Regions from separate parts of the Homo sapiens genome. Here region 2 is linked to region 1. The links are chromatin loops, found by intact Hi-C in ENCODE. Cell type or tissue: psoas muscle. All regions are shown on one strand. Links, peaks and the distances in the headings refer to the core of each region. The heading gives the core; the rest is flanking DNA.

Region 1 (12,054 bases), core at 1,888-9,887:
ATCTAGATTACTTGTAATAGCTAACACAACGCAAATGTTATGTAAATAGTTGTTATACTGTATTTTATTTATTTATTTATTTATTAAGTGATGGAGTCTCACTCTGTCACCCAGGCTGGAGTGCAGTGGCACGATTGTGGCTTACCGTAACCTCCACTTCCTGGGTTCAAGCAATTCTTCTGCCTCAGCCTTCGAAGTAGCTGGGACTATAGGTGCCTGCCACCACGCCCAGCTCATTTCTGTATTTTAGTAGAGACAGGGTTTCACCATGTTGGCCAGGCTGGTCTCGCACTCCTGACCTCAGGTGATCCACCCGCCTCAGCCTCCCAAAGTGCTGGGATTACAGGCATGAGCCCCACCGCACTTGTCCTTTTTGGTATTTTTTTTGTGTTATTTTTAATTGTATTGTTATTTATTATTGTTTGGATTTTTTTCTCTAATATTTTTGATCTGTGGTTGGTTGAATCCAGGGGTGTGGAACCTGCAGATATAGAGGGCTGACTGTAGTTTTCTCTTTATCTCTATGTGACAGTACTAGACATGAATTGTAAATTCTGGGTTTTGTTATGGATGGCCACGTGAATGGTTTCCAGGAAATGTTTTTTGTTGTTTTCTTTTTGGCCTTGGAGGGGGGATGAATATGGGGTTTATTGAGATAGGAGGGAAAGTAACATGGCTATTACTTACCAAATAATTGAATAGTGTTTAGTACTTTTGAAGAATCAAGTAAATTGCAGAATGAATCTGCTTATTTTTTAACTCTGGATCTTTCCAAGAAAAGTATCTTAATCTGAACGTGGTACACCTATTGATTGTAGTAGGTCCCTGACTCTTGAAGGAATTAATTTGGAAGGTTTTCAGAAGATTAGGGGATAATGTTTAATTTACACTCAGATTTATTTTCTAATTTGGAGATGTAGTTCTGATGAACATTTTTACTTTTATTTCAGCACCATATGAAGGCGGAGTATGGAAAGTTAGAGTGGACCTACCTGATAAATACCCTTTCAAATCTCCATCTATAGGTATGTTACTACTTGGTTTTTCTCCTTAGAGAGTTTTGAAATCTAAGGGGGAAAAATCTTACATTTCAGGGGAGGTAATTAATGCCAGAAATGGCTGTCTAATTGAATTTTTCCTTTTTTGGCTTTGGTTAATTAATCAGTGACTTTTGGGGGGAACTTCTATAGTGTGTTAGAAGACGTTTAAATATACTCTTTGCATAATTATAATGACCATTACTTTAGATTTTTGTCTTTTGGTGTCAGATTAAACCAGCTTTAAGGCCCCACTGTTCTTTAAGCTGTTAGCAGGAAAATAATAAACATATCTTAAGTCTAATTTTGAATGCCAGATTGCAAGAATGAATGTTACATAGTATGTGTTTTAATCCTATCATTTTCAGAAATTCTCCCTAGATCCTACTTTGCTTTTTTGTTCACTCCAACTCTGGGTACCTTACAATTAAATGACCCTTTGCAGTCTTCCCACCTCCAGTCTCTTTAGCCCCCTAAACAGCAGAAGAAAGAATAGAAACCTCAGTGGGGTTGTACAAAGAGGTACTTTCTCCTCACCTTCATCTCCTTTTACCTTAATGGGTGATGTTATTTACCTGTCACCCCCATTGAGGCACTCAGTGACAGATCTATCTGATTGAAGGTGGACACCTTTAAATATTTGGAGACTGTAGAATGGTAGTAATTTAGTTAATTTAAGCCAGCTTTTTTTTTTTTTGCTTCACTTTATACATGTCTAAAATATTATAAAATATTGAACAATTTTAAGTAAGAACAATAAAATTGTAATATATTGAGCATTCTCTGAGAATCAGACTAAGCCTCATGTTCAGAATTGCCAGAGTTCAAACATTTTGCTACTGCTGTGGGCTTTTTTTTTTTTTTTTTTTTTTTGAGACGGAGTCTCACTCTGTCGCCCAGGCTGGAGTGCAGTGGCACGATCTCGACTCACTGCAAGGTCCGCCTCCTGGGTTCACGCCATTCTTCTGCCTCAGCCTCCCGAGTAGCTGGCACTACAGGTGCCTGCCACCACACCCGGCTAATTTTTTGTATTTTTAGTAGAGACGGGGTTCCACTGTGTTAGCCAGGATGGTCTTGATCTCCTGACCTCGTGATCCGCCAGCCTCGGCCTCCCAAAGTGCTGGAATTACAGGCGTGAGCCATTGCGCCTGGCTGCTGTGGGCTGTCTTAAGAAGTAATGCCCGATATCCTGGAGTCTAGACCACTCCCCACTACACCCCCACTCCTAACCAGTTGAATCAGAAATTTCTTTCTTGCTATAGGGGCCTCTAAGTTTCAGCGTTGTGAATGGTAAAGTGGGAGTGGAGCTGTGAGGTGTTGAGCCTTTGAGACAGCCCCCGAGCACATCTGACTTAGCACCTGTATAGGTGTAGAAACGTATACGCCTGTACACCTTCTCCTTTTGAGAGGGCTTTTCTGTTGTGTTGTGGTTCCCTGTCCCCAGTTTATTCATCTTCTAACTTTAGGGTGTTTCTGTCTACTCAGCCATTTAAAACTCTTATGTTGGTTAGTGATAGGACTTTAAAGCCTTTATAGAAGTCCATGCAAGTTCATTCAGATACATTTCATAAATACCTGTTTACCTAAAGGCTAAAAACTGGCATGCTAAGTCTAGTTTTGTTAACCCCACATTCCTAGTCAGAAAGGAAACAATAGAGCTTGTTGAAACTAAGAGTGAACTTATAGAAATGCAATTTCATATCCTGTAGAAATGTTATTTCTCAGACCTTAATGTATTTTTTCTAGATAATATGATTATCTCATCATAACTTTCTAGGTAATAATGTCTAAACTTTAGGCATTGCTTGTTTATTAACTAATGACACAAAAAGCCTCCACGCTTTCTTAAATTAATGATGCAATATGAAATTTGGTTGGGACAAATGACTAAGCTAATTTAACTTCTTCATAATTGTTTCTTTTGCCTTTCTGTGTGCTTTCAGGACTTGATAATGCCTACAAATGTGTATCATCTTCTGTTTGGAAAGTAGATTTAGCTGAAATATTTGTACAAGCTGTTCTTGTTTCCTCTAGAGGAAGGTTGCATAAGAGAGTTTCAATCAGTTGTGCGGGGTGACCCATTTTCAGGTCATCAACAGTGTAATTACTGTTGAGATGTGCTTTAAGCATTCAGAAAGGTTGTGGCTCACTTAGAAAAGGCAAGGATTCCTTTTTGAGTTGTGTAGATAGTTGTAAAATTATACAGAAGGGCGAGGAGGTAAGATCAACCCAATCTCAACATTCTTTTTAAATCTTGCCCCTGTTGTATCTGGGTAGGTGTAGTGTTCTTCCTGAGCCAAATTTTGAGCTTTTAAACAATCAGCTGTGCAAATTTAGATCAAACATCTTTAATGCTTGGCTCTTGGAATTTTGCAGTGTCTATGTACTTTGTTCTATTTTGTGTGTTTGTGTATGGATGTGTATTTTAATTGTATAAATGACCCATATCCATTAGAGCAATGTAAGAAAATCTGTAAGCCAAAGTAAAGAAAAATCAAAATGTCTCATAATCTTATCCCTTAAAGGGTGTCATTATTTACATTCTGGAATATGCTCTTTAAGACATTTCTCTCTGAATATTTAAATATATATATTCAATATAATGTGATATGCTTATCTTTGGGACACTCTCCAAATATAGTTTTAGAGGGCTGTCAGTAGTTACATGATTGCATGAGATGTCCCTTTAAAACAATTTGCATCTATAAATGAGTGGGTATTCGAAATAGTGGCATAGCTACTTTTTGGAAAGAAAAGGAATATAGGTAGACACCTTGGGAGGTTATGAACTTATTCTTATGATGCCATTATTGTTTCAAACACTTTGAGCTCTTTTTTTTGGAATTTTACTTCTGTTTCAGTATCATAAGTGATGGCAAATCTTGATGCTTTGAAGCTGGATGTGAATTTTTGAAATGGCTAACAGTCATTTAAGCCCAAAGAATAAGATGAATGGAAAAACGAGTAATATCAATTGGGGTATAAAACCGGCCCTCTAGGCACTTTGAAAAGAGTAAAAGATATAAAACTCCTTTAATCAACTATAACATCGCTGAATATTTGCATAATTTTCCAGAGAGACTGCTTTGAGATGAATCATATTTGAATCTTTTTCTGATTTACTTGAAAATTCAGACTTTCATATTTTTCATTCAGAAACATTAGTTCCTAGAGTGCTTAGCAATACTGCTGGGTGTTACTGTGTAGGAGTTAGGAGAGTGTGATTGGTCAGTGGACTGGTTATCAGGGTAGAGAAGTTCTGGCCCTGGTTCTCCTTGACCATGAGAGAGATATGCAGCTGACCCATTGTTTTCTCTGCTAGAAAATGAGATACTAGAATTAAACAGATTCTGCATGTTTGATATGACCAGTGTATTAAAACTCGGGGTACCTGGCATCCTGCTGGACATGACGAAGGCTACAGAAGATCTTTACTGGTTAGGAGAGAAGAAGAATGTAAATAAAATACTACGTGTACTTAATGGCATGGTTCCATTGTTTTTTAGGAGAGGTGTGAGTCAGCACCTCAATTTAGAAGAGAGAGCGTAAGGAAGACATAAGTTTCTACAAGAGAGATTGTCTTCACAAAAGCTTCAGAGTTGTTGAGGTGTGCATGAGGACTTTAGAGATACTCATTCAGAACCCCAAGTAATCCCCAGTTCATGAAGATTTTGTTTTATGCAAAGAAATTGCTGCAGAGACTGCCATAGCTCACACTTCTCGAGGTTCACAGTTTTTAGCCTTTGATACTTGTGCTCAGCTGTTAAGTGAAAGCTTTCACCAAACAGACTTGCAGTTACAGTGTGGGTGAAATAAAGATGAATGATCTCATAGAAGAGGGTAATACAGAGTAATTTTTAATAAAAAAAAATAAGCAGAGGATACAAAATGGTTTTATGTCTAATCCAAAAGAATGCAGATTAAAACGAAAGTACAGTATATGATTTGTCAAACTGGCAGATAAAACAGTGTTAGAAAAGGTATTATGATACAGCCAGTCTACCACTATGTATTGCTTGGTAAATATTTTATATCCTTCAAATAATTTTATTTAAAAAGTTAAAAATTATCTAAAGAAATATTTAGAAATGTGCACTGTCAAAAGAATACGTAAATTTTAGTGTTATAATACTTAAAAGTCAGAAGCAACCTAAATGACCCAGTCGGTGATAAAGTAGCTAAGTGATAGTGCATCTTAGTGGATAAAATGTTTTACCCATTAGTCATGTTTTAACACCTCTTTGAAGGGACACACAGGAAAATGTTTTTTATATAGTACAACTCTAATTTTTTCCTATACATTTCACATTTGAATGCCAAACTATTGATGTTATCCATAGCTGTTCAGTTAAAGGAGACTAAAAACATACTTTTCTGTAATTTCCAAATAGTCTACAATGTTTGCTTTTATTATAAAAGTAAATATTTTTAATCATATTGCAAATGTATGTCTTTTGACTGTCCTGTCTGTATCATTGTCTGAGTCTACACTTTGCTGTCTTTTGCTCTAGAAAGCCATCAGGCTTGGCCAGAATTCCCTGTGGTAGCTTGCTCAGGACCTGCCTAACCCACGTGTTTCCCAGCAGCCTCCCTTCTTTTTTCCTTTAAATTTTAATTATGTGTGTGTATAAGTGCACACACTGTTTTCCTTCCTTTGTTTTCTGCTTAGAGTTTAGAGTTTAGTCCATCTCAGATACTGTCTTTACGCGCAACTTTCTTCACTTCTTTCTTCCCCCTTTTTCTCTTCTCTTGGGTGGTTACCTCAAGTACTTCTCACCTTTTTCTTTTCTGCCTGACTCTTCCACTTCCCCCTTCCGTTGTTGCATTTTTCTCTTCATATGAACTGAAAAATGCCCCTCTTTAGAGCTAATAATCATAATGGGGATACTTTTGATAAGCCTAAGCCAAGGGAAAAAAAATATAAAAGTCTTCTAATAAAAGATACAGGGCCGGGTGTGGTGGCTCACGCCAGTAATCCCAACACTTTGGGAGGCCGAGGCGGGTGGATCATGACCTCAGGAGATTGAGACCATCCTGGCTAACACAGTGAAACCCCGTCTCTACTAAAAATACAAAAAATTAGCTGGGCGTGGTGGCGGGCACCTGTAGTCCCAGCTACTCAGGAGGCTGAGGCAGGAGAATGGCGTGAACCTAGGAGGCGTAGCCTGCAGGGAGCCAAGATCGTGCCACTGCACTCCAGCCTGGGCAACAGAGCGAGACTCTGTCTCAAAAAAAAAAAAAAAATTATATATATAAAAAAAATTAAATTCAGGGCTTATAGCCACTAAAGATCTTGCAACATCCAGAAGTTCTCTTCTGGATCTATTATATTCTCCTTCATATCATATCTACTTTACTTAAACACTAGCATTCCAGATAAAATTAAGATGTCATTTTATCTTACATTTAAATGATTATTGGCTACTATTAACAGAATTGTATCCTAATTTCAGATAGAACTATAGAATATTTTAGAATCTTTTGTAAATAACTTTAAGAGCAGCCTAGGAACCCTGTCATCATTTATACTTCTTAAAAATTAGAAAACTGTGTTATAAGGTACAGGTAACAAGTTTAGAAACCAATTTGTGAAATGCTACCGATCTATATCTACATATTTTCAGTGAGGAGGACCCTCTACTAGGAGCAGGCTGTATGCATTGCCTCTGGGTTGCAATTTGATGATACCAAAGCTGGGAAGGTAAGAGAAATGGTTGAGAACAGGATTCTGGAGGGACTGCTGAATGGTTTGCTGAATGTTGGTAGAATGGTCAGGTACAAAACCAGCAAGCTCGTGCTGCCATAGAACTTGATGTGAGGCCGAGCGCAGTGGCTCATCCTGTAATCCCAGCATTTTGGGGAGGCCGAAGTGGGCACATCACTGGAGACAAGGGGTTTGAGACCACCCTGAGCAATATGGAGAAACCCCATCTCTAAAAAAAAAAATACAAAAATTAGCTGGGCATGGTGGTGTATACCTTTAGTTCCAGCTACTCGGGAGGCTGAGGTGGGAGAATCACTTGAGCCCAGGAGGCAGAGGTTGCAGTGTGCTGAGATAGCATCACTGCACTCCAGCCTGGGTGACAGAGTGAAACCGGTCTCAAGAAATTAAAAAAAAAAAAAAAAAAAAGAATTTGATGTTAGTGGCATGAAGCAAGAACTTGCCAAACCCATTTGAGTAAATGGAGACAAAATGAAAAAGTCATGGGCAATACAATAGTTAAAATACTCTGAGCTGGCTGGGCGTGGTGGCTCATGCCTGTAATCCCAGCACTTTGGGAGGCTGAGGCGGGTGGATCACGAGGTCAGGAGATCGAGACCATCCTGGCTAACACAGTGAAATGCTGTCTCTACTAAAAAATACAAAAAATTAGCTGGGCATGGTGGCGGGCGCCTGTATTCCCAGCTACTTGGGAGGCTAAGGCAGGAGAATGGCGTGAACCCGGGAGGCGGAGCTTGCATGAGCCAAGATCGCGCCACGGCACTCCAGCCTGGGCAACAGAGCGAGACTCTTGTCTCAAAAAAAAAAAAAAAACTCTGAGCTATATTAATGGCCTTTAAAATTGGGTCAAACTATCAGGATGGTTTAGGTTGCCCTGTTCCACTAGACTGGACAGCCTGTCAGAGTTCCTCTTAAATCTCCCAGTCTGGCATATACTCTGATAACCAGTGTGCCATAATTCTTTTTTTTTTTTTTTTTTTTTTTTTTTGAGACGGAGTGTTGCTCTGTCACCTAGGCCAGAGTGCAGTGGCAGCACCATTGCAGCTAACTGCAACCTCTGCCTCCCGGGTTCAAGCAATTCTCCTGCCTCAGCCTCCTGAGTAGCTGGGATTACAGGCATGCTCCATCATGCCCTGCTAATTTTTGTGTTTTTTAGTAGAGACGGGGTTTCACCATGTTGGCCAGGCTGGTCTTAAATGCCTGACCTCAGGTGATCCACCCACCTTGGCCTCCCACAGTGCTGAGATTACAGGCGTGAGCCACCGCGCCCAGCCAATATATATATATATTTTTTTACTCATGCAAGTGATAAAGGGAACTGCATTAATCTTTTTCATTGTCAGAATAATAGACTGTTCAGGCATTATACATTTTTTATTTCACTCTGGCCAGAAATGACCTCACACTATTTTTGGAGTGGAGGTTTATAATATGGCATGACTAAACTACCTATAGAACTTAGAATACTTACCATTTTATCTTATGTCTTCCTAGATGGAATCATTCTAGAGTTACTCCCTCAAGAACTAGCATGAGTAACTTCATTGAGCAGTATTTAAGCAGGGATGGGCCAGTATTTGCAGTAGAGAGGAGTTTGTCATTCACAAGAGGTTTCAGGTTAGTCATTTAACAAAGGCCTACTTGTACCACTGTATTTTCACAAATAAAATGAATTCTGTGACTGGGCACGATGACTCATGCCCGTAATACCAGCACGTTGGGAGGCCGAGGCAGGAGGTTCACTTGAGGCCAGGAGTTCGAGACCAGCCTCACCAATATGGTGAAACCCCGTGTCTACTAAAAATATATATATATAAAAAGTAGCCGGGCATGGTGGCGCGTGCCTGTAATCCCAGCTACTCGAGAGACGGAGGAAGGAGAATTACTTGAACCCAGGAGGCAGAGGTTGCAGTGAGCTGAGATGGCGCTGCTACACTCCAGCCTGGGCGACAAGAGTGAGACTCCGTCTCAAATAAAATGAATTTTGGGGCTGGGGAGGCAAAATTCCATTCAGATCACCTGTGTACTTCTCTAATAACCGTGGTTATGACTTTAGTCCTGTCCCAAACAGTTACATAATGGCTACTCTGTAGTGATCTATATCTTTTTTTTTTTTTTTTGATACAGAGTCTTGTTCTGTTGTGCAGGCTGGAGTGCAATGGCACAATCTCAGCTTACTGCAACCTCTGCCCCCCGGGTTCAAGTGATTCTCCTGCCTCAGTCTCCCGAATAGCTGGGATTACAGGCATGTGCCAACACGCCAAGCTAATTTTTGTATTGTAGGAGAGATGGGGTTTCACCATGTTGCCCAGGCTGGTGTCGAACTCCTGACCTCAGGTGATCTGCCTGCCTTGGCCTCCCAAAGTGCTGGGATTACAGGCGTGAGCCAACGTGCCTGGCCAATGATAAGTATCTTTTGAATTCCAGTAGAGAGAAACAAGGTTCTAGTAAGTAAGGAAGGTTTTGTAAAAAAATAAATAGAGATAATGCTATGAGAATATAAGCCATTGTTAAAAGCTCTTTTACTGGTGTTCTGAAAATAACATTTTTCAAAAATTATGTCTGGCAGCTGAGGCTTTGGCTGTGGCATACATCATCCTTCCAATCAGTTTCACAAAGTTATTGGATACCTACTGCGAGCTGGGCGTTATTCTGGGTGCTGTAGATACAGAAGTGAACAAATTGCTCTCTTAATACTTTATGTTCTTTTGGAGTGCGAAGATAAAGCAAAATTTAAAACTTCTGATAGCTTTATGCAGAGAATTAATGGATAGAATAGGTACCTTGGATCAGATATTCAGGAAGGGTCTGACAAAGTAAATTTAAGCTGAGACTTAAAAAGATTAAAAACAAAACAAAACAAAAACCAGCCCTGATCCTCCAAAATCAGGGGTAAGAGCTTTCCAGGCAGAAGAAATTTTGAGTACAAAGGCCCCAGCCTGGAAAACTGGGTAAAATGTGAGGTGTGTGACACACGGGCCAAGTGGCAGGCAGGGTTGAGTTCACAGACCGCTTTGTAGGCCAGGTTAAAGGCTCGACTTTCATTTTAAATGTAATAGAAAGATTACATAGTTTTCAGCAGGGGAGTGAAAGGTCTGATTTTGTTTTTTTAATGATCATTCTACTGCTGTGGGGCAAGACACAGTGACGGGATAGAAGCACAGTTATAAAAGCTTTTGTAGCCGGAGATGCTGGTGGCTTGGACAAGGCTGCCAAGGTCAAGAAACTTTGTTCTAGACATACACCGCTGTGAAGACATGTGGCTCCATTAAGGAAATCATCCAAGCTGGACTGCAGTGGCATAATCGTGGCTCACTGCAGCTTGGACCTCCTGGACTCCAGGCATGGGCCACCACGCTTGGCTAATTTTTTTGCATTTTTTGTAGCCATGGGTTTCACCATGTTGCTCTGGCTGGTCTTGAACTCCTATACTCAAGCGATCTGCCCACATTGGCCTCCCAATGTGCTGGGACAGCAGGTGTGAGCCACCATGCCTGGCCTGTTTTTAATTTTTAAATGGAAGATTCTGAAGGATTTTAAAGTGCTTATTGTAGAGAGATGTTTAGAAAAGGGAGAGCTTGGTGATGCTGGAGTTGGGAAGAGAATTGCAGGAGCACCACCATCGAGAAGGAAGGAGGGAGCAGGATCAGAACCCAGAGGCCTGGTGTTTGAGAAGAGGGGAACATGTGTGCAAGCTGTTGAGGCAGGGAGAAAGAGTATGTGTGCAGGGAGGAGTTTAGAAATTTTTATGGAAAATGAAGAATCCTGCCAATTGGCTTTCATCTTCTCAAAGAAAAGGGACAAGGCTATTTAGTGAAAGAACTAGAGGAGAGAGTTAGGGGAACAAAGGGAGAGAAAGAAAGTAGATTTGCAGGATTGTGGTAAAATGTAACAGTCATGGGAGACTGGGGGAGCGACCCACTAGAGAAAGGGGAAGGGAAGATTGTAGGTGATGCTGAGTCCAAGAAAGGCTGTTGAGCATGTTTAGATAAACTGGTATATATTTGTTTACTTATGTCTCTCCTCCCTGCCAGCTCAGTAGATGTGAACTCCATGAAGGCAGCCCCTGGGTCTGTTTTGCTACCACCACCCCTGTCCTCCCAAATACTCACTACTCAGGGCCTGATACAGTGCCCTTTCTGCAGAAGAATATTCGTGTGAGTGAATGAATGCCTACCTACTGGTACCCTCAAGTCCAAGTTGAGCAAATGTGAATGATGCTTCCTGTGGTAGCTTTGCTAGATGGGCATTTTGGAGGGGAGAGGACAGGGGATTTGCAGAGGATTGCTTGAGAGTGAGGATGGTGATGGCTCTTAAATCTTAAGCTGAGTAAGAAGCCAGTGAAGATAAGAGGGCTGGTAGTTGGGAAGAAAATGGGAGAATCTGTGGATTACAGTTAACAGGTGAAAGAATTAATGATTCCTGGGGTGGGAAGCTTTTGGCAAGGACAGGGGATTGGTAGGATAGGAGATGTCTAAATTTGTGATTGTGGAGGTAAATATGTAATTGTGGAGGGAATGACAAAGGTCAGGGTATGTCCTGGGGAGCATGAAGTGGAATGGAATAGAAGGTCACTGAGGAGAAGCTTAAGAAACAAGCCGGGCACGGTGGCTCACGTCTGTAATCCCAGCACTTTGGGAGGCCGAGGCAGGCGGATCACCTGAGGTTAGGAGTTCAAGACCAGCCTGACCAACATAGAGAAACCCCGTCTCTATACTAAAAATACAAAATTAGCTGGGCATGGTGGCACATGCCTGTAATCCCAGCTACTCAGGAGACTGAGGCAGGAGAATCACTTGAACCCCGGAGGCAGAAGTTGCAGTGAGCCGAGATCGCGCCATTGCACTCCAGCCTGGGCAACAAGAATGAAACTCTGTCTCCAAAAAAAAAAAAAAAAAGAGAGAGAGAGAGACCCGGGTGTCAGGAGTATGGTCTATATTGTCACCAAAAATGACAGGAGTTGGGGCAGAGAGCAACTTGGGGGCCAAGCCAGGTGCTGAAGTTCTCAGTGAGAGAAGCCAGTGGTCAAATGGGCCCTTTTAATGTGAAACCTGCTGTGAGCAGGCTGTAATGTCTAAATTCATTTACCTTCATCTTGTTATTAGCCAGAGTAAAAATAGTACAGTTAGCTTTCCCACCCCATTCCCCAGGCTGCCACCTCTAAGGATAACCCTGCTTTTGCATATGCTTGTTACTATCAGAGGACTTGTCCATTTCTTTCTTTTTTTTTTTTTTTTTTTTTTTTTTGAGACGGAGTCTCGCTCTGTCGCCCAGGCCGGACTGCGGACTGCAGTG
Region 2 (12,054 bases), core at 2,473-10,472, 50 kb before region 1:
AAGCACATATGAAAATCCAGCTTTCTTTTCTTAAGCTGGATATTAAAGAGAGTTGCAAAATGATTAAAAACTGTTCTTACTATGTTATTCTTTGTTTTGGAAATTAGTTTTTTTTTTCTTAAAGATGATTTATATTTATATGCATAAGATTTACTTTTAAATGAATTAATATTTTGTGTTTCTAAAATGGTAAATAACACACATAGAAAAGCTCTTTGAGGTCTTCAGGTTTTTTTTTTCTTTCCCCAAGACAGAGTCTTACTCTGTTGCCCAGGCTGGAGTGCCATGGCGTGATCTCAGCTCACTGCAACCTCCGCCTCCTGGGTTCAGGCAATTCTCCTGCCTCAGCCTCTCCAGTAGCTGGGATTACAGGCGCATACCACCACGCGTGGCAATTTTTTTTTTTTCTTTTTGAGACAGGGTTTTGCTCTTGTTGCCCAGGCTGGAGTGCAGTGGCACAATCTCAGCTCACTGCTGCAACCTGTGCCTCCTGGGTTCAAGCGATTCTCCTGCCTCAGCCTCCCAAGTAGCTGGGACTACAGGCATGCACCACCACGCCCAGCTAATTTTTTGTATTTAATAGAGATTGGGTTTCACCATGTTGGTCAGGCTGGTCTTGAACTCCTGACCTCAGGTGATCCACCTGCCTCAGCCTCCCAAAGTGCTGGGATTGCAGGTGTGAGCCACTGTGCCCGGCCTTGTTTTTTTTTTTTTTTTTTTTTTTTGTGAGACGGGGTCTCGCTCTCTCACCCAGGCTGGAGTGCAGTGGGGCGATCTCGGCTCACTGCAACCCCTGCCTCCTGGCTTTAAGCAATTTTCCTGCCTCAGCCTCCGGAGTAGCTGGGACTACAGGCGCGTACCACCATGCCCGGCTAATTTTTTGTATTTTTAGTAGAGATGGGGTTTCACCGTGTTAGCCAGGATGGTCTCGATTTCCTAACCTCGTGATCCACCCGCCTCGGCCTCCCAAAGTGCTGGGATTACAGGTGTGAGCCACTGTGCCCAGCTGTTAATTTTTTTTTATTTTTAGTAGAGATGGGTTTTCACCATGTTGGCCAGGCTGGTCTTGAACACCTGACCTCGTGATCCACCCGCCTTGGCCTCCCAAAGTACTGGGATTACAGGCGTAAGTCACCATGCCCAGCCGAGGTCTTTAATTTTTAAGAATGTAGACCGCATGAGGTGGCTCACGCCTGTAATCCCAACACTTTGGGAGGCCAAGGTGGGCAGGTCACCTGAGGTCGTCGGGAGTTTGAGACCAGCTTGAGCAACATGGAGAAACCTCGTCTCTACTAAAAATACAAAATTAGCTGGTCATGGTGGCGCATGCCTGTAATCCCAGCTACTCCGGAGGCTGAGGCAGGAGAATTACTTGAACCCAGGAGGCAGAGGTTGCAGTGAGCCGAGATCGTGCCATTACACTGCAGCGTGGGCAACAAGAGCGAAACCCCATCGCAAAAAAAAATACAGAGTGTAAAGCGTGCTGAGACCAGAGTGTTTGAGAGCTACTACTCCTAACAAATGTATATTGGAAGAGAAGTCATATTATGATAAAGTCTAGGATGTGCTTTAATTGTAACCTAGCACAGTTTCTTGTATATCCGTTTTTTTTGTTTTGTTTTGTTTTTTGAGATGGAGTCTTTGTCGCCCAGGCTGGAGTGCAGCAGTGCGATCTTGGCTCGCTGTAACCTCCACCTCCTGGGTTCAAGTGACTCTTCTGCCTCAGCCTCTCAAGTAGCTGGGATTACAAGGGGCCTGCCACCACACCTGGCTAATTTTGTTGTTTTAGTAGAGACAGAGTTTCACCATGTTGGCCAGGCTGGTCTCGAACGCCTGACCTCAAGTGATCAGCCCGCCTTGGCCTCCCAAAGTGCTGGGATTACAGGCATCAGCCACTGTGCCTGGCAATGTGTTAATATAATATTTGAACCAGACTGGATAGAATTATTCAGTAAACCATGTAAATACACATTTAGCTAAGAAGGAATATTGGTGGCGTGTGAAGATGGTAAGTGTTTTTATGTCAGTAAACAGTGTCTGGTTTATCTTGTATTTTATAGATTCTGAGACCTTTTTTTCCCACATCTTAACATCTTTGAAATTGAGATGTCTTAAAATGGTGATAAGTCATAGTCTAATGGGCAGCTTTTTTCTTTCTTGGTGTGTCATAAAATAATGGTGTGTCATAGATGTAATGAAATGTGCTAGTGTCTCTTTTTGTGTGGAGAGGAGAAGGAAACATACTGGATAGCAGTTCAGTTCTTGAGCTACGGGATATGGTGCATTAAATGTTACTCTTCTTTTTTTTTTTTTTTTTGAGATGGAGTTTCACTCTTGTTGCCCAGGCTGGAGTGCAATGGCACGATCTTGGCTCACCGCAACCTCTGCCTCCTGGATTCAAGTGATTCTCCTGCCTCGGCCCCCCAAGTAGCTGGGATTACCGGCATGTGCCACCACGCCAGCTAATTTTGTATTTTTAGTAGAGACGGGGTTTCTCCATGTTGTTCAGGCTGGTCTCAAACTCCCGACCTCAGGTGATCCGCCTGCCTCGGCCTCCCAAAGTGCTGGGATTACAGGCGTGAGCCACCGTGCCTGGCCCCTAAATGTTACTCTTATCAGGCACTTAATTGACTCTGGGCAATTGACAGTGCACTCATTGTTGGAATATTCTATTCATAAAGCAGTTATCTTTATTTCAAGCAAGAAAACTAGATTTCAATGCTAGAATTCAAGTCTTTTAAAACAAAGTGTAAAACTCATATTTGTGTATCTTTTTTAATATGCAGAGCCTTTTTTCTGTTTAACCATATTGTTGATTTTCTCCTCTTTATATATGTATATATATATTTAGTTTTAATTGACATATTTATGGCATACAGTGATACTTCTATAGATGTATTCAATGTGTAATGATCAAATTGGGCATATCTGTCACCTTATTTATCACTTCTTTGTGTTGGGAACATCCAAAATCCACTCTTCTAGTTATTTGAAAAGACAAAATATTTGTTTTTATTTATTTATTTATTTTTGAGACGGAGTCTCGCTTTGTCGCGCAGGCTGGAGTGCATTGGTGCAATCTCGGCTCACTGCAACCTCCACCTCCCGAGTTCAAGCAATTCTTCTGCCTCAGGCTTCTGAGTAGCTGGGATTACAGGTGTGTGCCACCACACCCGGCTAATTTTTGTATTTTTAGTAGAGACGAGGTTTCACCATGTTGGCGAGGCTGGTCTTGAACTCCTGACCTCAAATGATCCACCTGCCTTGGCCTCCCAAAGTGCTGGGATTACAGGCATGAGCCACCGTGCCTGGCCATAAGTTGTGTTTGTTTTTTGTTTTTATTTTTGTTTTTTTGAGACAGAGACTTGCTCTGTCGCCAGGCTGGAGTTGAAGCACTTCTCCTGCCTCAGCCTCCCAAGTGGACTACAGGCACGTGTCACCATGCCTGGCTCTTTTTTGTATTTTTAGTAGGCACAGGGTTTCACCGTGTTGGCCAGGATGGTCTTGAACCCCAGACCTCATGATCCGCCTGCCTCAGCCTCCCAAAGTATTGGGATTACAGGCGTGAGCCACTGAGCCCAGCCAAATTTTTTTTTTTTTTTTTTTTTTAATTTTGAGATGGTATTTCGCCATGTTGCCCAGGTTGGTTTTAAACTCCTGGGCTCAACTGACCCGCCTCCCAAAGTGCTGGAATTACAGGTGTGAGCCACTGCGCTCAGCTACAATAAATTGTTAATTATGGTCACCTTCGAATGCACACTAAGACTTATTTCTCTTATCTATCTGTAATTTGGTATTTGTTAACCGATCTCTGGCTACCTCCCCACCAGACTCTAGTAACCACTATTCTGCTCCATTTCTATGAAATTAACTTTTTTAGCTCCCACGTATGAGTGAGAATATGCGATACATGTCTTTGCGTGCCTGCTTTATTTTACTTAACGTAATGTCCCCTAAACTCATCCATGATGCTGGGAATTATAAGATGTGGTTTTAATTTTTTTATGGCTGAATAGTATTCATATATAGTGTATTACATACCACATTTTATCCATTTATTTGTTGCCCACATTTTTTTGTTGTGTTTTTATTTTTGAGACGGAGTCTCGCTCTGTCAGCCAGGCTGGAGTGCAGTGGCGCAATCTCGGCTCACTGCAACCTCTGCCTCCAGGGTTCAAGCAATTCTCTGCCTCAGCCTCCCCAAGTAGCTGGGATTACAGGAGTCCACCACCACGCCCGGCTAATTTTTGTATTTTTAGTAGAGACGGGGTTTCACGATCTTGGCCAGGCTGGTCTTGAATTCCTGACCTTGTGATCCACCCCCCTCTGCCTCTCAAAGTGCTGGGATTACAGGCATGAGCCACCGCACCTGGCGAAGTTGCCCACATTTTTAAATTTCTAATAGGTTTCTTAAAAAAGTTACTGAATTCTATTATTAACATTTTAGTGTCTCTGTTTTATTCTGTATAAAAATAATAGGACCATTACATGGAGTTATGAAGATAGTGTATGAATAAAAAGCCTAGGCATCCTTAGAAGTACGTTTTAAAAAGGAGAATAGGGCCTTGGAAAAGCACAGAGTTGAGTCTATCAGAGAAGGCTTCCTGGTGGAAGCAGAATGTCATAGAGACAGGAGATAGATGAGCAAGAGGGCACTCATGAGGTATGAGGCGGTTGGTAGGTTATCTTGATTAAAGAATCAGGTTGTAAATAAGTTACTGTTAAGTACATATGTACTAGTATGTACTAGAGCGTGGCGTTTGTGACCAAGATTATGTGGGCTGCTGTATGGAGAAGGGGCTGAGCTTTTTATGATCTGACACTCTGCAACCAGTAGGGCCATACCTGATACTTTTCTGGAGGTGTGATCACTTATCAGTCAGCCAGAGGAGGACTCTTGGTAAAGAATTTACTCACAGGTTGAAATCCAATCATGGTTGGCAGGGTTTTAATGAATTAGAAGACAGTGAATGGATTTGTGGCACATTATATGAGAATGATTGAGATAATTTTTTGAAATGCCTCTGCTTTTTCAGGTGGCTCATGACTGTAATTTCAGCGACTCAGGAGGCTGAGGTGGGAGAATCACTCGAGGCCAGGAGTTTCTTTTTTCTTTTTTTTTTTTTGAGACGGAGTTTAGCTCTTGTTGCCCAGGCGGAGTGCAATGGTGTGATCTCAGCTCACTGCAGCCTCTGCCTCCTGGGTTCAAGCGATTCTCCTGCCTCAGCCTCCTGAGTAGCTGGGATTACAGGCATGTGCCACCACACTGGGCTAATTTTGTATTTTTAGTAGAGAAGGGGTTTCTCCATGTTGGTCAGGCTGGTCTCGAACTCCTGACCTCAGGTGATCCACCCACCTCAGCCTCCCAAAGTGCTGGGATTACAGGCATGAGCCACTGTGCCGGGCCGAGGCCAGGAGTTTCAGACCAGCCTGGGCAACAGAGCAAGACCCTTTATCTTGAAAAGAAAAAATCATAGACTTTTTCAGATGTGTGACATTTGAAGAAGTAAAATACAGTGGAATAACTATAGGCTTCAGTCACAGATTGGATTTGTTATCTCTTTGCCTTGGTTTCCTCAACCGAAAAAGGAAGGAAATACTTATAATTTGTTTTGAGGTTATTTTATATGAAATGTATGTGAATGTATTTAGCATGTAATTGCTTACTGGACAGATCAGTTAGGAATTGTAGTTGGCTGGTAGTAACAGTTCTGGAATAATGTAGTTGTGATGGTAAGTTAGGGAGGCAGATAAGGGCGGGCTTCATGTCATCAGGGAATCCAGATTGCCGCAGTGTGTATTCCCAGCCCTCTTCAGTGCATTACTTAATCTTAAAGGCATCGCTTCTGCCATCACGTCACTGTTTCATGCAGTGGGAGGAAGAAAGGGGTGAATAGGCAGAAGGCTAAGAGCTAGCTGAGACTATTCCCCTCCTCCAATGACCAAAGGAACTTTTCTGAGTGTCCCTCCCTACACATTGCCCTGATCATCCTGAGCTAGAAGTGTCTCGTTGCAAGAAAGGCTGGGAAACAAGGCTCTTTGACTGCCCTGAATACAATCGGGGTTTTGATAGTAAGAAGGAGAGAATGGATACTGGGTTGGATCACGTACAGTGTCTTTCACAGTGAATGTTGTTTCGCTTTTTTCTTTCATTTACATATTTGGGAGCATTATTGTATAGGCCTAGCTCCCATGAACTGTCCCACATTGTGGATTTTATTTTTTTCTTGTTTTTTTTCCACCTGGAGAACACCGTGAATTTTTGTTTATGAATATCTTTTTTTTTTCGAGACTGAGTCTTGCTCTGTTGCCCAGTCTGGAGTGCAGTGGCGTAATCTTGGCTCACTGCAACCTCTGCCTCCTGGATTCAAGCAATTCTCTTCGTCAGCCTCCCGAGTAGCTGGGATTACAGGAGCTCGCCACTACGCCCAGCTAATTTTTGTATTTTTAGTAGAGACGGGGTTTCTCCATCTTGGCCAGGCTGGTCTTGAACTCCTGACCTCGTGATCCACCCACCTTGGCCTCCCAAAGTGCTGGGATTATAGGCGTGAACCACCGTGCCTGGCCATTTGTGAATATCTTATGTCTTTCGGGTTCTGCTTTGCTGGGGGACTGGGCTTATGTGATAAAATTACTTACCTTGAGCATTAAAGGAAAACAAAAAGTTAAACTTTTTTTTTTTTATTCATAGTTTAGCTTGTACCCTCAACCTTTAACTCAGAGGACCTGATTTGGGAGTTCAGCGGTGGTTGAAGGTTGGTAGAGGAGAGGCAGAGTGTTGGGAGGAAAGGAGACTGCCTGGAGGACCGTCCAGGGCTTTCGTCCTTGGCTCTGTGCGGCTCAGAGACCTTGGGGCTTTCACTTCCTTCTTGGGTTATCTGTGTCCTTATCTATCAAATAAGGAGTTGGTTTAGATGATTTTAAGTCTCTCCAACTTGAATATTCTGATTTTATATGTAGACATTATACATGCAACTCTTATTTTCTGTGTGTGTGTGTGTGTGTGTGTGTGTGTGTGAATGTAAAAGGCCTTCACAACCATATGTATACCTGGTATTGCCTTCTAGGGAATACAGAATTGAAGATAGAGTTATGACATAAAATCTCATTTTGAATCTTATTCTCTTTGCAGAGAAATATGCACAGTAAAACTAGATAAATTCTGCAATTTATTACCTTCTTGGTATGAATTTTTACTAGGGCTTTTTTAGAAGTTCAAAGTAGAAAACCTTTTAACACCTTCATTTGGAATTTTAAAATGTGGCAGTGAAATATTTCACATTCAGAAACCTGTGTTAATGTTAACTAGGAAAAGTCTCAGTCTTACGCCATTAGTAATGATGTGTTGTTATCCTTTCATTTCTAGAAATGGATCCCTGGAATTAGATGGAGTATTGTGAAAGTATAATTTTAAACAAATGTTTTTGTAGAGACAGGGTCTCACTATATTGCCCAGGCTGATCTCTAACTCCCAGGCTCAAGTGATCCTATTACTTTGGCCTCCTGAAGTGCTAGGATTGCAAGTGTGAACCACCATGCCCATCCTGAAGGTATAATTATTAAAATGCTATCCAGTGTTCATAATCTGCTTATCTAATAATTCAAATGCTTTGTTTGCCCTGCTGAGGTCAGACTTTGGCCTACTCTGTGAATGAATCAGTTTTTGCTGTTGTTACGGATGGTAGAGTTGAGTCAAGATGTTAATGGCCCTTGTCCAATATGGGGAGCTAGTTAAGAATGTCTTCTGATTCTATCCTGTGGAGTGAGAGTATCTATTTGTTCACTTGATGGAAACTTACAGTTCCCTCGTGTCTTGTTTCAGTTTTGTTTTTCATGTGGAATACATCTAGAGAGACAGTATGGCTTAGTGGATGGGACAGGCCCTTGTGAGAATTATTTCAAATAATTTTGTAATTTCAACCCAGTAAATTTCTCCATCACTGTTCCTGATCCCTGGCATTATGAACAATAGGTTTCAGAAAGCTTCCATGTTTTAGAACCTCTCCTACCTGAGATTACAGGTGTGAGCCACCACATCTGGCCAAGGTGTTATAGATTCTTTAACCTAAATTTGGCTTATTACTTGGAAATGTTATTGAGGAAATTGGTTATCAGTTTTATGATTTTCTAAATTACTATATAACTTCTAGTCACATAAAAAGTGTCTAAGCTTGTCCATAGCAAGAGAGGGCTGCTTCAAATTATGATTAATGATATTGCAGAACAAACTCTGGGTTGGTAGTAATATTTATTGGTTAAAATATAGTAGTAGGCCTTTAACATGGATATGACTGTAGATCTTTATTTTAGCTGCCACATAGTTGTGAATAAAACCAAACTTACGAAAAGCAGGTAAAACTTTATTTTATTTTGGAAGTTAGTTGATAAGGGTAATTCAGATTGAATTGCATAATAATGGCAATATTAAGTTTCTTGTTTAACAGTTATGGACTGGAAATTTTTCTTTCAGCACTTGGGAGGCCGAGGCGGGTGGATCACGAGGTCAGGAGATTGAGAACATCCTGGCTAACACGGTGGAACCCTGTCTCTACTAAAAATACAAAAAATTAGCTGGGCTTGGTGGCGGGTGCCTGTAATCCCAGCTACTCTGAGGCTGAGGCAGGAGAATAGCATGAACCTGGGAGGCGGAGCTTGCAGTGAGCCGAGATCATGCCACTGCACTCCAACCTGGGCGACAGAGCGAGACTCCTTCTCAAAAAAAAGAAAAAAAAGAAAAATCTCAGATACAAGCCAGGCACTGTGTGTGCACTTGTAGTCCCAGCTACTTGGGAGGCTGAGGCTGGAGGATCGTTTAAGCCCAGGAGTTCAAGTCAGTCTGGGCAATATAGCAAGATCCCCATCTCTAAAACAAAATAACTCAGATACATATAATTAGAATAGTATAAATAAATATCTGTATACCACCCTACTATGTAGACTCAATATTTTGCTATATTTGCTATCTCATATTTTTGGCTGAGCCATTTATAATTTGCAAATACTGTGAGACTTCAGTGTAAATACTTTAACATGCATCTTCAAAGAATAAGGACTGTTTTTCTGGGCACAGTGGCTCATGCCTGTAACCTCAGGATTTTGAGAAGCCGAGGCGGGTGGATCACTTGAGGTCAGGAGTTCGAGACCAGCATGGCCAAAATGTTGAAATCCCATCTCTACAAAAATTAGCCAGGCGTGATGGCGTCTGCCTGTAATCCCAGCTACTCAGAAGGTTGAGGCAGGAGAATCACTTGAGCCCAAGAGGCAGAGGTTACAGTGAGCCGAGATCATGCCATTGCATTCCAGCCTGGGTGCCAGAGCAAGACTCCATCTCAAAATAAAAATTAAAAGGCCAGGCACGGTGGCTCATGCCTGTAATCCTAGCACTCTGGGAGGCTGAGGTGGGTGGATCACCTGAGGTCAGGAGTTCAAGACCAGCCTGGCCAACATGGCAGAAACCCATCTCTACTAAAAATACAAAAATTAGCCAGGCGTGGTGGCTGGTGCACACCTGTAGTCTCAGCTACTCAGGAGGCTGAGGCAGGAGAATTGCTCCAACCCAGGAGGCAGAGGTTGCAGTGAGCCGAGATCGTGCCACTGCACTCCAGCCTGGGTGACAAAGTGAGACTGTCTAAAAAAAAAAAATTAAAAAAGAATAAGGACTTTTCTTACATAAACACAGTACCATTATCACACCAGAGGATATTAATAGTAACTTCAATTATATCATGTAATATCCATAGAGGAAATATTGAAATGGTGAGATGTTTTGTCTAGCCACTTTCAAAGAAAGAAAGCCTGTATTTTTACATTTTAAACAACAGTAATTAGACAAAGTTAGCGCCAAAAAGATTGGTTTGAAACCCATGCAATGTTAGTGGGAAAAATGTTCTCATTCATTCTAATAATTTATGAAGTCAGCTTTTTTTTTTTTTTTTTTTTTGTGACAGAGTCTCTTGTTGCCCAGGCTAGATGCAGTGGCGTGATCTCAGCTCACTACAACCTCTGCCTCCCAGGTTCAAGTGATTCTCCTGCCTCAGCCTCCCAAGTAGCTGGGACCACAGACGTGTGCCACCATGCCTGGCTAATTTTTTGTATTTTTAGTAGAGACAGGGTTTCACTGTGTTGGCCAGCCTGGTCTTGAACGCCTGACCTCAAGTCATCCGCCCGCCTCGGCCTCCCAAAGTGCTGGGATTACAGGCGTGAGCCACCATGCCCGGCAAAATCAGCTTTTAAATTAGGGTTTAAATTTGCTTTTGTAGCTGCATATTTTAAAAAGTTTGCTTGAGCCCAGCAGGTTGATCCTGCAGTGAGCTATGATTGCACCAATGCACTCCAGCCTAGGTGACAGAGTGAGACCCTGTCTCTAAATAGATGAGTCCATTTTTCTGCCCTTAGAAAATATAGAATGATGAGTACAATTGGACCCTCAAGAGTAAAGATCAGAGACAGTGACACAGTCTAGCAGAAAATAATGGTACCTGCTGCAAAGGGTCATTGTTACCAAGTAAGTGAAATTGTGTAGTAGTGGTTAGCACAGTATCTAACACATAAGCACACCAATGTTAGCTTTAAAAAAAAAAATCACGTGTAATATATATTGATTTGGAACTATAAACACCAGGACTTTTTTTTTTTAGAGGCAGAGAGTCTTGATAGGTTGTCCAGGTTGTTCTCAAACTCCTGGCCTCAAGTGATCCTCCCACTTTGACCACCTAAACAGTGAGCCACTGTGCCCGGCCAACACCAGGACATTTTAAAGATTGCTTTTTTTTTTTTTTTTTTTTTTGACTTTTTCTAGTCATTTGTTTATTACATTGTTTTCAATGACAAAATATTTTAAGCACCACAACAAATATGTGGAATAAAATAATGAACAGCATCCATTTCCCAGTTGTCAGATTTTAACATTGTCTTCAGAACTTTTTTTTGAGGTAATAACACCTGAAGTTACACTAAAGCCTCCTGTGATGTCTTTCCTGATTCCGCTTCCCTCCCTGTCTTCTTGAATTGTCATCATACCATTCATGTTTATTTTCTCATATATGTATGTATGTAGTATTTTGTATGTTTATATAAATATACATTTTGATTCAATATTACTTTTAAGATTTATTGATATTATTAGAAGTATTCTAGTAGCTTTACTTCATTTGTTTCCAGTTCATTTATATTGAGTTATATGTGTACCATATTTTTTCCATTTTGTTAATGCACATTTAGGTTATTTCCAGTTTTTCACCGTTATATACAGTGTCATAATTAACATTTATGAGTGTCTTTTTGAGCACATATGTGTTTTTCTGGGATAGTGTTTTTCAAGCCTTTTTTGTTCACTAGACACAGTAAGAAATGTATTTTACATTGATACCCAAAATATGTGTGTGTTTATTTGCATAATGTTCATATATATATGCATAAATATTTACATGTAATAGAAATTATAGTTTTATAAAATATTTACCCTGAAAAAATATTTACGCATACAATGTGAGAGATGCATACTTGAGATATGAATAAATATCCCTTCATTTAAAAATAAGCTGATCAGGACAATATTTGACAAATAATAGTCTAATGTATGTAACCTGAAGCAGAATTGCTGCTTTGACAGTGCTCATTTTCAGCTTGGCGAGAGATGAAAAATATCACTCTTCAAAGTAATTTTACCAAACTCACATTCCCATCAGCAACATATGAGAGTTCCTGTTTATTCATATCCACACCATCATTTATCCAGCTTTCTAACATTTTGCCTATCTGATGGATGTGAAATGGTATCCCAGTGTTTTCTCAGTTTATTTTCTAGTCAAATATTTTTGGTGCCTTCTTTCTGTCAGACCCTGTGCAAAGCAGTAAAGATGGTAACAAGAGAGGTGAGACATGGCTTTCCTATTCTAGGGAGCTTGCATTCTAGGAGAGAGATGAACTTTGTCTCCCAGTGAGTGGCAAAGGGACACACAACGGGGTGCAATGTGCAGCCTGCCTAGGGAAATGGGGCTGTTCCAAGAGATGAAGTTTGACCTTGGTCTTGAAAGATGAGTGGGCATTTTCAGA

What was found. Peaks named below come from ENCODE experiments on the same cell type or tissue, not always from the same donor. Only the 100,000 strongest peaks of a DNase experiment are listed, where the experiment ranks them.
Region 2: a loop joins it to region 1, with 1.8 times the contacts of the local background. A loop is called at or near these places in 10 of 110 quality-filtered maps.

The regions. Positions count from the first base shown.
Region 1 is chr7:129,868,539-129,880,592 of GRCh38, reverse strand. It overlaps UBE2H (ubiquitin conjugating enzyme E2 H), which reads left to right. Exons shown (of 7, transcript NM_003344.4): 3 at 951-1,025. Among named protein-coding and RNA genes, the nearest start is that of UBE2H, 78 kb to the left of the region's middle. RefSeq lists an enhancer at 316-817. In psoas muscle, for the core only: no CTCF peak of the experiment used is centred there; no DNase peak of the experiment used is centred there; H3K4me3 peaks cover 1,512 bases; H3K27ac peaks cover 3,495 bases.
Region 2 is chr7:129,919,581-129,931,634 of GRCh38, reverse strand. All of the region lies in intron 1 of UBE2H (ubiquitin conjugating enzyme E2 H), which reads left to right. Among named protein-coding and RNA genes, the nearest start is that of UBE2H, 27 kb to the left of the region's middle. In psoas muscle, for the core only: no CTCF peak of the experiment used is centred there; no DNase peak of the experiment used is centred there; H3K27ac peaks cover 4,323 bases.